2 separate regions of the Homo sapiens genome follow, and region 2 is linked to region 1. The links are chromatin loops, found by intact Hi-C in ENCODE. Cell type or tissue: HepG2. All regions are shown on one strand.

Region 1 (8,000 bases):
AGATCATGTAGAAGGAAAGTTATTAAGTTATTAGATAGAAAATTACACCTGGTTTCTGATTGTCAAGGTTCTCTCAGAGGTACCTTTTGTGTTTTAAAACTAACATCCACCTTTCTCCCAAACACAAGGGTAGACCTAATTTTCTCTTTCTTCCTCATCTCCCACATCCAATCAGTTGCCAAGTTTTCTTGATTCTGTAAACTTTTCTCAAATGTACCTTCTTTATTTTTTTTATTTTTTTATTTTTGAGGCAGGGTCTCACTCTATCACCCAGGCTGGAGTGCAACGACGCAGTCTCGGCTCACTGCAACCTCTGCCTCCTGGGTTCAAGCGATTCTCCTTCCTCAGCCTCCCTAGTAGCTGGAACTACAGACACGCGCCACCATGCCCAGCTAATTTTTGTATTTTTAGTAGAGACGAGGTTTCACTATGTTGGCAAGGATGGTCTCGATCTCCTGACCTCGTGATCCACCCGCCTTGGCCTCCCAAAGTGCTGGGATTACAGGCATAAGCCACCGTGCCCGGCTGAAATGTACCTTCTTTCTGCATTCCTTTGGCCGCTGCCTTAGTTCAGGCTTACCGTTTCCTGCCTGGGATTCTGACAGCAGGGTAACTGGACCTTGTTTGTAGCCTTCCTCACTCCCAATTCATTCTCCAGTTGCCACCAAAATGATCCTTTAAATATACAAGTGTCGATGTTTTACTCTCCTGCTTAAAGCCCTTCCATGGTTTCCCCTTTGCCTACACAGTAACTTCTGGGCTGGTCACATGACAAATAGAACTCCCCATAATTTGGCCCTTGCTTCCTTCTCTCCAGTGTCTTCTGGTGCACTTGTTCCTTGGACTTAATTCTTCATCCGTAGTTCACTGTGCTATTTCAGGCCTAAGTCTTTGCAGATGCTGGTGTGCCTTTGCCTAGTAAGTCCCTCCCTAAATGTACCCTTTGGCTTCCTGGAGTATTTACATTCCTTCTCCCTCACCAAGAAATCTTCCTAACACCTACTACCACTTACTGCTGCTATTCTATCACCTCTATGCTTTATACACATTTTTATTAAGGTCCACCCTGCTGCTTGATAAAATTTTGTAAGGGTTTGTGTCACCGAGATGATGAAATCCTTGAGAGAAGTTCTAAGTCTTACTTAGAACTTAGCCACTGGCAAAATATCAAATGTATAATAAGCCTTCAGGTGTTGAATGAATTAATGGGAAAACAAGGAAATAAATAAATGTATTTGTCATCTGGAAGAATAACTGAAATTCAATCCATGAACTTGGTTTCCTAAAAGGGCAATAAGAGGTGGAGAAGTGTAGGGGTAGGGAAGCATTTAGGGAGAGAATATTTTTCTTGGAGGGAGAGATGATATTGGTTTATCAAATTAACCTAAGGAAGAAAGTAATAATAGTTATTCTGTTGTCAAGAGGTAACACTAGTGGGCATTGGGGCGGAAGATATTTGGTTTATCTACTTGCTCTGGCAGAAATCAGTTGGGTTTGGATATGGTTTAGATCTATATTTTTACCCAAATCTCATGTTCAATTGTAATCCTCAGTGTTGGAGGTGGGGCCTGGTGAGAGGTGATTGATCCTGGGGGCAGTTTCTAATGGTTTAACACCATCCGCCTGGGTGCTGTTCTCATGATATTGAGTGAGTTCTCACGAGATCTGGTTGTTTAAAAGTGTGTCACACCTCTCCACTTTCCTCCTGCTCCAGTCATATAAGACATGCCTGCTTCCCCTTCGCCTTCTGCCATGATTGAAAGTTTCCCGAGGCCTCCTCAGCCATGCTTCCTGTACAGCCTGTGGAACCATGAGCCAATTAAACCTCTTTTTTTAATAAATCTCCCAGTCTCAGACATTTCTTTATAGCAATGCAGGAACAGATTAATGCAGTTTTGTTTTAGTTTTTCAAAATGGGTCTATAAGTTGGGACTCTCCTCATTCTACCAGAATATTTTATTGCACAACCCTATCATACCAAGGAATACACACCTTCGTAAAAATAGAAGATGTTCTTATAAATATTCAAGTAATTATGGTTACCTGAGATCACGCATAGCATGGTGCGAAATAAACTATTTAGTGAATGCATTAAAACCTGTTTAGTCCATGCACGGTGACTCACACCTGTGATCTCAGCACCTTAAGGGCCTGAGGTTGGAGAATAGCTTGAGTCCAGGAGTTTAAGACCAGCCTGGGCAACAGAGTGAGACCTCATCTCTACAAAAAAATTAAAAAACTAGACCAGGCGCTGTGGCTCACACCTGTAATCCCAGCACTTTGGGAGGCTGAGGCAGGTGGATCACCTGAGGTCAGGAGTTCAAGATCAGCCCGGCCAACATGGTGAAACTCCACTTCTACTACAAATACAAAAATTAGCTGGGTGTGGTGGCCGGCGCCTGTAATCCCAGCTACTCAGGAGGCTGAGACAGGAGAATCGCTTGAACCCAGGAGGCAGAGGTTGCAGTGAGCCAAGATTCCACCATTGGACTGCAGCCTGGGTAACAAGAGTGAAACTCCGTCTCAAAATAATAATAATAATAAATTTAAAACATTAAAAAACTAGCCATGTGTGGTGGTGTGCACCTGTGGTCCAGCTACTCAGGAGGCTGAGGTGGGAGGATTGCTTGAGCCAAGGAGGTCGAGGCTACAGTAAGCTGTGATTGTACCACTGCACTCCAGCCTGGGCAACAGAATGAGACCATACCTCAAAAAAAAAAAAAAAAAAAAAAAAAGCAACAAACAAACAAAAACCTGTTTAAACACCCAAAAGAGAAGTATCATTGAATTAGCTAGTTCGGGGTAACTGAAAAGAAGCCATTTTGATAATAAAAAGTCTGTGATGATGGTGGTCTGTTGTCACTAGATGTCTGATAGAAATTGAAGAAGATCTGAATTCTCATTGTCCCATATACCTTTACTTTGAAGCCCTTACCACAATTCTGCATTTACAAGTGTAAGTTGTATTTGATTAATATATGTGTTCCTGACTCTATGATATATCAAGATGAGGACTTAGGTCAGGTTTTGCTCATTCATCTTCAGTTTTTAATATGGTATCCTGTATATTATAAACTCTCCAGAACTATTTGTCAAATGAATGTGCTGAGTAAATAGTTCAGTCCTTTAAACACTGCCTTTGGATAGATTATAGAATGAAGTTGTCCCCTGATCTTACAGCATCTTACAGACCTATTCCTGATCCAAGAAGCCCTTGGAATCTTTTCTCCATTCTCTGCCTCATCTGTGCTACTCACATTGTCCTAGATAGTAGAACTTACGAAAGACACAAAATTATTGATTGCAGAAGCTTGAGAGGTACAGGATCTAAAAGTACAATTACGCAAGGTTGAGGAGCAGCATATTCAACACCCACTAGACAGACTATTAAGCTATTTGGTGGACGTAAACATGGAATGGTTCATATCAGCTTCTAATATGATCTCAGTTGCCAAAAATGCCTTTTTCCTGGTCATTTTTCTATTATTCAAGAATGTATGATTAAAAAAGAACTTACAAGATTTAAACTGGGTTAGATTAAGTGGTAAGACTGCCCATGCTATAATGTTAGAACTATCAACATTTACCAAGAATAAGGTGGAGAAGGAATGAGCCAGAGGCAAACAGGTTATTTAAAGGTCTTCGGATGTTGCCAGCCTTGGACTACCAAAAAAAGTTGTAATTCTGATGCTGAGGAATGCCGTCATAATGGAGAAGTAGGACAAAAACTGTTTGAGTTAATCAATGAGTCCAGAATGTGCTGCACCACTTTAGGCCTTAAGTCATTGGAGGGTAGAGATCTTTTGGGATCTAATTGGATGCCCAGCAGGCTGATGCTGTGTCTTAGAAACTGGACTTTTAACTGGTTGGGTAAATACTTCTCCAGCCTGTCTTGTACTGCTTGTTCTGCCGGAGGCTAGCAAAAAACCATGTGAATATGTACAATGTATTAGGCCAGGTCCTGAAAGTAAATTAAGATAACATCAAAGGGATCCTTTATAAATTGATGGAGGGAGGCCAGCCTATTGCATCATTCCTAATGTCATTCTAACCACAATAACTGTACCGTGTCCAAAGGTAGCTTTGCTTTTTCACTCTCACACTGGATTCCAGCTAGTTTGTGTGCCTCCCAGAGGTTGTTTGGTGTAGATGCTTAATGTACATCATTCATCTTACAAACTGGGGAGCATTAGATGGTGATAGTGTTGAGAACTGTTAGTCTTTTTGTAACCTCATTTTCCTACTTTTATATTACGTAAGAAGAATTAAAACCCAAGGAGGGGAGAGAGAAGAGCAAATGAGCTTTCATTGAAAGTCTGCCTCAATGAACTTCAGGAGTTGTTTTGTATCTGGCTTTTTTTCCTCTCAGATAACTATGGGATATTGACCCTTGTTTACAGAATTATGCTAAGTTCTTTGTGTATATTACCTCATTTAATCCTCACAACACATCTCTGAGGAGTGTCAGTAGTAACTCCACTATATAAATGAGGAAACTTTGGAATTTGCTAAATGGTCATAGAGTCGGTTTCATAAGGAGATGTAAGAGATATGCTAGGATCCCTATCAATCTTGGTGCTATGGTTGTGGTGGAAAACATGATCTAGAATTCAAAACAAATCCAGAATAAAGCCCAGACCAGCTTTTGCCTATATAGATGGATCAGTATGAGCTGGGGGAAGGGGGTAATCATAGGCAATTTTTTTAAGAGACAGGTTCTTGCAACGTTGCCCAGGCTAGCCTTGAACTCCTGGGCTCAAGCAATCATTCTCCTTCAGCCTCCCGAGTAGCTTGAACTACAAGCATGCACCATTGTGCCCAGAAATAAGTAATATTAGTAAAAGCATGCAGACATAAAAGTCAGTTTTCAGGAATGCAATGCCATGCCATAGGGTTCAAATTACTAAGTGAGAGTGCAAATCCAAGGAAAACTGGGAAGAGAGCGAGTTAGCGACACAATTCTCTCTTTTTCATTCTTGGTGATCATCACTGGATTCTGGTCTTCAAAGACTGGCCAGATGAGGAGAATGATTTCTATAAGAAATCAGAGATCTGAGAATGAAGGTACTATCTAAGTCAATGACCCTGCATCAGAATTTCCCCACCTCAAATCCCCCAAGTCAAAATCTCTGCAAATATCATGTGGAAATATAAATAGGATAAAGGATGACAGACATGTTCATATGTATTAACATTTAAAATCCTTAAAAGCATCTAATCAACTACATGCCTGCTTAGAAAACAAAAAGACCAAGGGCATATTTTTGGAGGTATTCTATAGTTATGGGTATTGTAAATAAACATGCTTGCTGGGGATACCCATCCTTTGTCTCTTTTGTAAAGTCTATAATTCTGAAGTGATTGGCTGCCATTGCATTTTCTCCTCTTTTATTCAAAGTATGACCACAATAATTAAGGAATGAGGTTAATCTTGGAAGCTGGTAAAAGGGGGCTGAAAGAGGGGAACTAGATAAGTGGAATTGTTGAACGCCTTTAATCTCAAAGCCTTCTGCACATTACAAATCACATTGAATCTTCCCTTTCAGAAGGTATCAAATTCAGAGAGGATAAGATGTGTGCATTTGATAGATGCCAATGTTTACCTTAAGACTGAAGTTCTGTTTCCTTTATGCGCAAGTTGTACCAGGAACAACCTCAGAATTGTTAAACACACTATAGTTTGCTTCTGCTGCTCTCTGTTTCCTCAGTATTTCTTTAGAATTGTTTAGATCCCTGTCTGGAAGGAGTCATTCTACTTCTCAGACAATATAAAAAAAATGTCAGAAATATCAGCCAAAGACATGAGTTTATTCAAACAGAAGCAAAACTTGCTTGTGTATATTCAAATGAACTCATTTGGAAGCAGGATGTAAATTTCAGAACTATGTAAATAATTAATAAAATCTTAAAGATATGTCAGTCTGGAATTCACCTAAAATTTGTTATAAAGTCCTTTTGAATATCATATCTTTTTGAAGGGACATTGGCTAAAAATTTAACATGGGTCTTTCAGTGGTGGTATTATATATAACAACTCATTTCTTATTTTGTAATTGACTTAATCTAGAGCACTCTTTCTCAAATGATTCCCTTTGCAACGTGCCAAACTTAGATTTTTCTACTTCTAAAATCCAGCGACAGATATCTTTTTCGCTCTGAATGAAAAAAATACTCAAGTATTTTTTTCAAGTATTTTCTTATTTATTTACAGGTGTTATTTATCTGCTCATAAATGCTGATAGTCAAGAACAAAATGAACGAGTCACAAGATATTGAAAACAAAAATCCTTAGGAGCAGCTGATCCTGGTGGGCCAGGTTGGCTTCTTTGAGATGTGAAATTATGATTCTTTATCTTATTGCCTACGTCAAATGTCATCTGGTATGATAGGAAAAGTGTTCATATGATAGAATTATCTTCAGCAGTAGGTAAGAAGGTTCTCCAAAGAGCATGACACCTACAGGAACACACCCATACCAAAAATTCGAGAATTACTGATTTTGAGAACTCATTGCCCTTAATCACAAAGTCTTCCTTTGTCATTTTTGTTATGCATATACCTTCTGACCCTGTTTTCCTACTTCTAAGTGTCTATCACATCCACCAAACAAAAATTTTTAAACACATGCACATGGTGTTTATTATGGCATTATTTGTAATATTCAAAAATTGTGGCTGGGTACTGTGGCTCACACCTGTGATCCCAGCACTTTGGGAGGCCAAGGTGGGAGAATCACTTGAGCCTAGGAGTTTGAGACCATTCTGGGAAACATGGCAAGACCCCGGTTTCTACAAAAAATTTAAAAGTTAGCCAGCCTCAGCTACTTGGGAGGCTGAGTTGGGAGGATCGCTTGAGCCCAGGAGGTCAAGGCTGCAGTGAGCTATGTTCATGCCACTGCACCCCAGCCTGGGCAACAGAGCCAAACCCTGTCTCAAAAAAACAAACGAAGGAAGAAAAATTGCAAATAACTCAAACATAGGAGAATGTTTTGGTAAATCTTAGAACATCCATATAGGAGTTTTACAAAACAAAATAGCACTATTTATATTGATATGGATGATCATCAAAGCATAGATAAATAAATAAAAGTAAGCTGAAGAATAATCCATCTATATGATCACTGTATATGATGTATTTGGTACACATGGGGCAAGCGCTAGGAAATAAAGGGGGTCTTAGAAAAAGTTCAGAGATGTCACACACCAGACTCCAGGTGGGAGGGTGAAGTTGAAAGGGTAAAGGAGAACCTGAACTTCTTAATCTACATACTTCTGTGTTGTTTAAATGTATTCATAAATCATTTGTGTGCCTAAAAATAATTTTCAAAAGAGAAATCACATGCTTTAAAAAAGCACATGTGAAGAGATTTCTTTCCTTTAGAATTTAGTGCCAGAAAAACTTGTGTTCAAATAAGAATTTGTTTGTGTTTCTTCAATTCTAATGGAAATAATTCAAGAATGTTTCCCTTCTAATTCTGCCTTTCAGGAAGCTCAGAATCAAAATGGATGCTCAGTTGGAACATCCGCACTAGCCTGCCACATTAGCACGTTTGCTACCACCTCTTTCTGCAGATCCCATTTGCAATTTCTGGGTTTACACCATCAGACTGATTTTCTATGTAATCTTCGTTATAAGCCTCTTCAGATGTTTTTAAAATGAAATGAGGAATACATTAATGAATAATCAAATGATTATTTTCATTGAGTTGGAAAGTCATTTCACGTTTCAGAATGGCTGTTAGTGACAGTTGACTTCTACCTAAATGTAACTCAATATTACACATTCTCATCCTATAATATGTAACTCATACCTAAAAAAAATAATCAGTGGGCTCCAGAATGCGCAGAAAAATATATTCAGGATTTTGCTTTTCCCCCCAGTACTGTCTAAGGTGGTTGTTTAGGTCTAGTGAGCCACCGAAATTAATTATACCCGAAGGAAATACACAGACCTCAGGGATTAGATGGCAATGTATCTATTTATTGAAGTCCTCTCTGTGT
Region 2 (8,000 bases), 210 kb after region 1:
AGCAGGTTTCAGCAGGACCTTTACCATGCACCACAACTACCACCTCAGTGCAGCTGCTTCACTGGAACAGAGTGCAAGGATTTTAGCCACTAACTATTAGGGGAAGGTTGAGAGCCCTGAAGCTACAACCCGGACAATCCCAGCCTTCCCGGCTTCCTCAGCAATCAAACAAATGAGAAAAAAAAATCCCCTTGCAAGTAGAGGCAGCTGCACTCTGGATACAGTGCTCAATTGCAGGGACCTTCCGAGGCCCTGCCACGACATACTCTAATTGGGGTGCAGCCAGAGTTGCAGGAAGCTGGCGAGGAAAGCGGTGCACCTGTGAGCATAAAGCGAAAAACATAGACAAGCACAGGGTGAGGGTGTAGGGGGTGAAACGCCTTCACGGTGTTAACAACAAGCTGCAGGGTATAAAGCAATAAAACTGCCACGTCTACCTGCTGGTATTGAGGACATTACAAACAGTCTCGGCGCGCAGCCCGCGTGTACCGAGAGCGCACTAGGGTTGGGAGTGGGAAGGTGGGGTGGGAAATCTTCTCTTTTCCTGACATTCCCTTCTGTCCCCCACCCCCCACATCTCCCCCTTACTTAGCCCACCTTTCTTTTTCCATGAAGCTTTTCTGTTGTTGTTTTAATTCATTGCCGATTTGTAAACGTGTAGATCGTGTTACTGGTTCGCGTGTTAAAGTGCACCTCTTGTTAAAAGGTGGGGAACAGGGCACGCCACTTAAAAATGAATTCAGAGTTACTGAACCGGCTCCCCAGACTCAAGAACTTAAGCGCAACGGGCTGGGAAAAGGAGGGGGAGAGGAGCGCAAACGCCGCTGACCTGGGAACTCGGAGGAAACTCGCGGGCAGCGAGCTTCAGGTCTTCTGATACATTGAAGGAAAGAAAGAAAGACAGAAAAAGAAAAAAACAAACTGTCCTGGAGATAGCTAGACATCCAGGGCTGGGAGCTGGGAAAATCAATTGGCATAAGCCGCTGCCGGCGGGCTTCGCGCAACGTAAAAAATAAAGTCCAAGCTGCTCCATCTGCAGCCACCCTTTTCTGGAGTTAAAGGGGCAAGCGGCACCTTTTCTCTATTTCTCAGTTTCCTTCGGTCCTGTAACTTATGGAGTCCAGAAGAAGTAGGATATACAGAAGTCCTCAGTAGTTTTCCCAAAGGGAGACACTGTCTCCTTCCCGCAACCTCCAGACACTGCAGTACAGGGTTGTTAGATATTAGATAGTACGTTTCTCCGTGTGGGCAAAGGCTCGCGGCTTAGGTCTCTAAGCAGATCGAAAGTCGGGGTCCAGACCGAGAGGATCTTCAGGTCTCGTCCACCCAATCTCAAGCCTCTGGAAGGGCGGGCTGCCGGCGACCTCCTCCAGTCCCGGGACCCGGAACCCGGGACCCTGGACGCCGGTGCGGGCGGGCCTGCCCTCCTCTGTGCCTGGCCCCCAGTCTGGCCCTCCTACCTGTTGACCAGGCCTGAACCACGCACCGGGGCTCCGCTGTCTCTGCTTGGCTGCCTTAACCTGCGTGGGTCTGGAGACCGGAGGGAGAAAGGCTAGATCCGCAGCCTTGGGCTGCTCCGAACTTAATGTCTTTCCCCAGTCCATCTTTGAAAGAGAAGTGGTTCTACCACCTGGATGTGCGGATATAAATCCCCTTGCAAATAATAAATGGATTAATAATAACAAGGTATGAAGTTCTTTTTATAGAAAAAAAGGAGAGAATTGAAACTAAATGCGGCAGTTAGACAACCATTTTGATAAGAGGATAATTGAGGCGACACTGGTGTATAATTAGAGGATAATTTATGCTATATCCACTTTTATTCCACCTCCCAAAATAAACCCAGTCCATAATCATTACAGGCAAATTGTTCTGAATTTTATAGCAGCAATTTGAACAAAGTACTGCAGTTAATCATGGGAGATTTTTGTGTATTCCTGATTAGAACTCTAATTGCCTCCTTCCAGAAAGTAAAAATAACTGTAAAACGACTCTATTTTTATCATTAACAATGTTGACAATAAAATAAAATCAATTGGAATTGTAATCGAGAGACAAATTTAGGACGAAGGCACTTTTACTTGGGTAGTTTATATTGTAATCAAGATTTGCCAAACCACTAACCGCATGTATCATTTGCATATATTTGAAAGCATTACAGTAGCTTCTGTTTTCAATAGGAAAAAATGCATTACTGTCAGTCCTCCAACGATTCGTTTTCAGAACACGCTGCTGCGTTCTGAAAAGAAAAAAAAGACGCCCCCCCCCCCCACAACCTTTTGTACAATATATAAGAAATACGGCCTGAAACGGCAGGGACCGAGCCAGAACAGGGTCTGATTTTTCTTTTTCTGTACCACCCCCCAGTGGGGTGGAGCCCAGGTGTGAGGGTTCGTCTTCCTTCTGTGGTTTCAATAAAATACGTCTAGAAAAATCCACGGTGACAAGGAGCTCCCACAAGAGTGTAGTAGGACCAGAGTGGCAGGGACGTCAAGAAAGGGGGGCCTGGATTTAATGCGGGGGTGGGGTCACTGCTTCTAAGCACAGGCAACCTACAAGGGTGCAAAGGGATTGAAAGAGAGCAGCCCCCAGTTGGCTGTTTCAAGGCTGAGATATTGGCAACTGGGGCTCCGGGATTTGGGGCACGAGCTGCGGCGGGAAGCATCGGCGGCCGGCCGGGCAGAGGCGCCTCCCTCCCCAACGGCCCCGGGCGCCACACAGCGCGGCCCCCGGCTGCAGCTCCGGCTGGGATTGGAACTGCGGAAGGTAGGCGAAGAACTCTGCAAGTCGCGCACACGCCAGTAGAAGCCGTGCGCCTGTGACGTCAGGGGGCGACTGACCAATGGGGAGGCACTGCCCTTTGGAGACAAACCATTCGACTCGTGGCGTCTGCATCAAGTCTGAAAGCAGACGCGCAACTTTCGCAGAATCCACCTTAAAATCTCTGCCTTAAACTGCACCAGCCCCCAAAAAATCCAAGGGGGGAAAGCAGGCGGGGGGAGAGCAGATTCCCCCCTCCCCCTCTCCTCTCCCATCCCTCCTCCTTCCTCCTCCCTTTGAGTTAACAAGGCCCCGCTCACTATATCTCTTTATATTAAATATATATATATATTAGAGAAGAGCGAGGGAGAGGGAGAACCACCTCCACCCCCCTCTTTAAATTCTTTTTTTTTTTTTTTTTTTTTTTTGCAAGGATCCAAAGAGCTAAGGTGGCTGCAGAGGGGAGAGCGGCGCGAGCCAAGTGGGGGAGGGTGGAGGAAACCCGGGAGAAGGCTTTCTCCAGCCCCCAAAGTTTTTGATGATGACCATGACTACGATGGCTGACGGCTTGGAAGGCCAGGACTCGTCCAAATCCGCCTTCATGGAGTTCGGGCAGCAGCAGCAGCAGCAGCAGCAACAGCAGCAGCAGCAGCAGCAGCAACAGCAACAGCCGCCGCCGCCGCCGCCGCCGCCGCCGCAGCCGCACTCGCAGCAGAGCTCCCCGGCCATGGCAGGCGCGCACTACCCTCTGCACTGCCTGCACTCGGCGGCGGCGGCGGCAGCGGCCGGCTCGCACCACCACCACCACCACCAGCACCACCACCACGGCTCGCCCTACGCGTCGGGCGGAGGGAACTCCTACAACCACCGCTCGCTCGCCGCCTACCCCTACATGAGCCACTCGCAGCACAGCCCTTACCTCCAGTCCTACCACAACAGCAGCGCAGCCGCCCAGACGCGAGGGGACGACACAGGTGAGAGGCCGCTGGGGCAGCTCGCTTCTCCCGCCTCCCGACTGCCCCCTACCCCGCCCGCCCGCTCACTTCCTCGACGCCCGGGCCTCCGCCGGCCCCCTCCCCCAGGCGGCCCCGCGCGCCCTTGGCCGGGCCCCGTGCGCGCCCGCTCGCCTGGCGCCTGCCTGCCGGCCTCTCCCAGCCGGGCCCCTTCCCGCCGCCGCGGACCCTCAGCTTCCGACGCGCAGTTCGGGCTGAGTCCCGGGCCCGGCGCAGGCTTCGTTCGACGAGTTAGTCCACACTGCGCTCTCCAGCCTCCTGGGTCTGTGCGCCCTTTTCCTTGCTCCTTCCCTCCAGGCTGTAACCCACGTTTGACCCGGCTGGGGACATTTCTGGGCCGGAACTGGGGAGCGTGTTTTGCTTCCCAGCCCACGCTGGGCAGGCAGTGGCCTACTTTGCGTGGGGCGCCCCGTGCTCCTCAGTGACTCGGAGGGAAGCTGGCCTGGCTTTCGCTCTGGTTAAACTAGTAACAGTCAGGCTCTTTCCAGTGGGCTTTAAAGTGTCCCTCACCTTCATCCCTGACCGGGCCCCCTATCTAGCTTTTCGCTACAGTGTTGGCTGCTCCTTTGTTCGTGGAGGGGAAGCAAAGAACCTCGGGCTGATGGTTCTCAGCACCCGAGGGGGACAAAGTTGCCGTGAGAGGCGCAGCCTGCTCGTGGGCTGGTCTGAGCTGTTGGTTGTGTTTTGTTTGAGGATTTGGTCCTCCTCAGGAGAGTCATTTCAAAACATGCCGAGGATGCTTGATGCACTGAGCTTGGAGCTGGTGACATCAAGTCAACTGGCCGCGTAAACACCTGGGTGGCTCAAGCACAGCTTCAGGTACTGTTAAGCCGGGCACAGGGGCCCCGCTCCGCCCGGACAGCTGCCGCCTTGCTGCGCTGCGCACCCCAGAGAGCCTCCGGCACCGCCTCCGCTGCGGCAAAGCGGGCTGTTTGTCTGAGGGCCTCTGGCGCTCCCTTGGCCCAGACGCTGCACATTGTTCGGGCCAGGGACTGGGTCAAGGAGATTACGCAGACGCTGGGAGCACACGGGCAGAGTGGACCAAGAGAGGTCGGGGCATCATAGGGATTTTTCGAGGTAACCCTTATTGGGCTTTGGGGAGACTCGTTGCATGCCACGCCAGGAGCAGGGAGATGGCAGCAGTAGCCTCCCGGGTGACCGCTCCTCTGTATTATTTGCTTACAGATCAACAAAAAACTACAGTGATTGAAAACGGGGAAATCAGGTTCAATGGAAAAGGGAAAAAGATTCGGAAGCCTCGGACCATTTATTCCAGCCTGCAGCTCCAGGCTTTAAACCATCGCTTTCAGCAGACACAGTATCTGGCCCTTCCAGAGAGAGCCGAACTGGCAGCTTCCTTAGGACTGACACAAACACAGGTAATTCCCGAGAAGCCCAAGTATCCCTGAAATGCTGGTACCGCTTGCAGATCGGGCAGGGAGCACATCAGGAGGAATTGTTGGCCTAGTCAACCAAGGATGGAAGGAGCTTAATGACAAATGCCTTTTGCTCCAGTTATGCACTTTCCTGGGACAACACAGTTTGGAATGAATGACCTGGTATTGAATACTGGATTGGATTTGCACATCCTCCCAACCCTCGGCGACCCCACCCCAGCCTAGAATCCTTTTGTGACCAAACTCATAATTCAATTGAGTGTTATTCCAGAGCAGAACAACATGAAAGAGAACAAACATTTAGGAGAAAAAGGTGTACAAGCCAGGAGGCAGAATAAGGTTCAACTTTTTTAAGGATCCTTTTGTAGGCCCTGGGAACTAATAAGGTTTTCAACCCATTGACACAGAAAGAAAACTTGTGAAATGAACTAAGAAAAAACAAAGTAGGCATAGGTTCCAATGAGGTTTAGTAAAGGCTCCAAAGTGCAATCTATTTATCCTAGGAGTGTCAAGGTGGGTTTTTCTGAAGATTTCCCTAAGCACGGTGGTTAAGTCATCTGGGTGACAGACTGATGTGGTCTGAGCTGCCTCCCTGGAGCACAGGACTTGGGTGCAGTGGCAGAGTTGGAGATCAAAGAGAAATGTTACCAAAATTGTAACAGGTGAAGCCACAGTTAAGTACAGTTACTGAAGTTCTCCCATCCTACTAATTTGAAAGCCATAGAAGGCATTTCAGATTTCACAAGAAGGAGCTTAGGTGAGTATATTAGGACCCTGGTCAAAAAGCCAGGCTGCAATCACCTGCAGTTTTTGTTGATTAATTTACCTACATGGAGTAAGTAGGCCTCATCTGATGTAGGTAATCTTCAGCAAGGGGACCTCAGGTTTTATGAGACTGTTGCTGCAGACTGATTGTGTGTTGACTTAAGACAGTTGTTCCTTAAGCTCTTTTTCAATTTAGCCTGTTTTCTCTTTCCATATTGCTATTCATAATATTTGGGGTTTGATATGAAGGGATTCCGGCTATTCAGTGACTTGTATGCGTCTTGAAAAAGTAGATTCTTATGGCTAGGGAATTTTAAAGGTAAAGGAAGCTGCACCATAAAATTTCCTTCTTCAAATAAAGTAGATCTGAAATGTTGGCCTAGATATGCTCCCATCCCAGATTCCCGATTCACGTTTAATTTTCAGAAGCCCTTTGACTTTTAATTACTATACTAACAATCATGTGATGATCCTTGACCACAGTTTGACTAGGCAACATACAAAATAGGGAATGAAGGAGCTGCAGTCCTTAATCCCTGCAAGGTTATGGGGATATATTTATGTCTGGAGAAAGATGCTTCATGTATAATCTATGGCATATGCAATATATGCATAGATATATTCAAGGCATTTAGTTATAAATGTACAGGCTTTAATTCCTTCAGTCATTTGCTCCTTGTACCTTTATAGAGATAACAGCTTTTGGGTATCTCTATGCATGTACACGGAGAAAATGACTGTGTAAAATAGTTATTTTACATAGACTAAATTTACATTACTAAATTTTATGTAAAATGACAAGACTTTCAGAGGAGGTGCATTCAATTGAATGGCTTTGATTTGAAAGGGCTGCTTTTAAAAATCCTTTAGGCTTTGGACCTGGTCATCTCATTCAGCTTTTTCTTATTTATACTGTTGTTTTAAACCTACGCTAGCACGCAATTCTAGAATTACAATAACTTTAGGTATCCAGGCAAGATACCTAGTATGTTGTAGGAAGTGGGACTGTAAGAGGCTAGAAAGAGGTGGAAGGAGGCGGGGACTTGGCTTGTAGGCGTTGGCGGTGGTTGTTTTTTGTTTTTTGTTTTTTTGCTTTTTTAATATTGCTTCTAAATCCCTGAGTGACGTTAGAGGCACTGGTTTGATGTTTATGGGCCTAATGATTGCTGCATTTCTTGCAGGTGAAGATATGGTTTCAGAACAAACGCTCTAAGTTTAAGAAACTGCTGAAGCAGGGCAGTAATCCTCATGAGAGCGACCCCCTCCAGGGCTCGGCGGCCCTGTCGCCACGCTCGCCAGCGCTGCCTCCAGTCTGGGACGTTTCTGCCTCGGCCAAGGGTGTCAGTATGCCCCCCAACAGCTACATGCCTGGCTATTCTCACTGGTACTCCTCTCCACACCAGGACACGATGCAGAGACCACAGATGATGTGAGTTGCCCAAGGGAACACCCTAGGGAAACGTCTGAACAAGGAAAAGAGGATCCGGGACCTGCTTGTATCTGCGAAAAGGAGCCAAAGGAGCAGGCTTAGGAGAGCTCATAAGTGTGGCAAGAAGCCGACTAGGCTCATTCTCTCTCCCTCTCTCTCTCTCTCCCTCTCCTTTCTTTTTACTTCTTCCTTTCCTCCATTCCTTCTTTCTTTCCTTTTCCTTTCTACCTTTCTTTTCTTTTTGCCTTTCACCTTTTTTCTCATTTACCTTCTCTCTTGAGCAACGTCAGTAATTGATCTTGCATCTCAGAGAGAGAGAAAGAGCATGTGTGAGAGAGAAACTGGTTTCTATGCCAGCACTCCTGAAACCCCTTACTGTAAGGATATTTTCTCTTACCCCTTGGGATCCAGGCTCTGAGTCTCTTCTCTTTGGGAGTATCCATCAAAATGACTTTTTTTAAAAACAGATTTTCCCCCAACCAGAAGAATCTGCACAAACTTGGCAGCGTTTTTACTTGTTTAATGAGTTTAAGACATTACATGGTGAAAGAGAAGCATTTTGGACTCCTGCATTTTTATTTACCATTCCCAGACTGACGAGAAAAAGAAAATTCCTCACATAACAGCCCTTCTCTA

The links. Hi-C counts contacts between places; a loop is a spot of excess contacts. Peaks named below come from ENCODE experiments on the same cell type or tissue, not always from the same donor. Only the 100,000 strongest peaks of a DNase experiment are listed, where the experiment ranks them.
Region 2: it touches region 1 in a loop (2.5-fold over the local background); 2 of 110 quality-filtered maps call a loop at or near these places.

What each region holds. Positions count from the first base shown.
Region 1 is chr7:96,796,998-96,804,997 of GRCh38, forward strand. It overlaps LOC105375414 (a long non-coding RNA gene), which reads left to right. Exons shown (of 4, transcript XR_927783.2): 3 at 6,212-6,316; 4 at 7,486-7,689. Among named protein-coding and RNA genes, the nearest start is that of SEM1, 91 kb to the left of the region's middle. RefSeq lists a silencer at 3,940-4,234. In HepG2, a CTCF peak has its summit at 4,126; a DNase peak (open chromatin) is centred at 4,054.
Region 2 is chr7:97,002,680-97,010,679 of GRCh38, forward strand. DLX6 (distal-less homeobox 6) reads left to right here and starts at 2,874. Exons shown (of 3, transcript NM_005222.4): 1 at 2,874-3,734; 2 at 4,959-5,152; 3 at 7,117-8,000. The coding sequence starts at 3,299. The coding sequence ends at 7,368. All of the region lies in intron 1 of DLX6-AS1 (DLX6 antisense RNA 1), which reads right to left. RefSeq lists an enhancer at 1,591-2,312 and a silencer at 3,625-3,724. In HepG2, a CTCF peak has its summit at 3,743; DNase peaks (open chromatin) are centred at 2,822 and 3,712; H3K4me3 peaks cover 3,108 bases.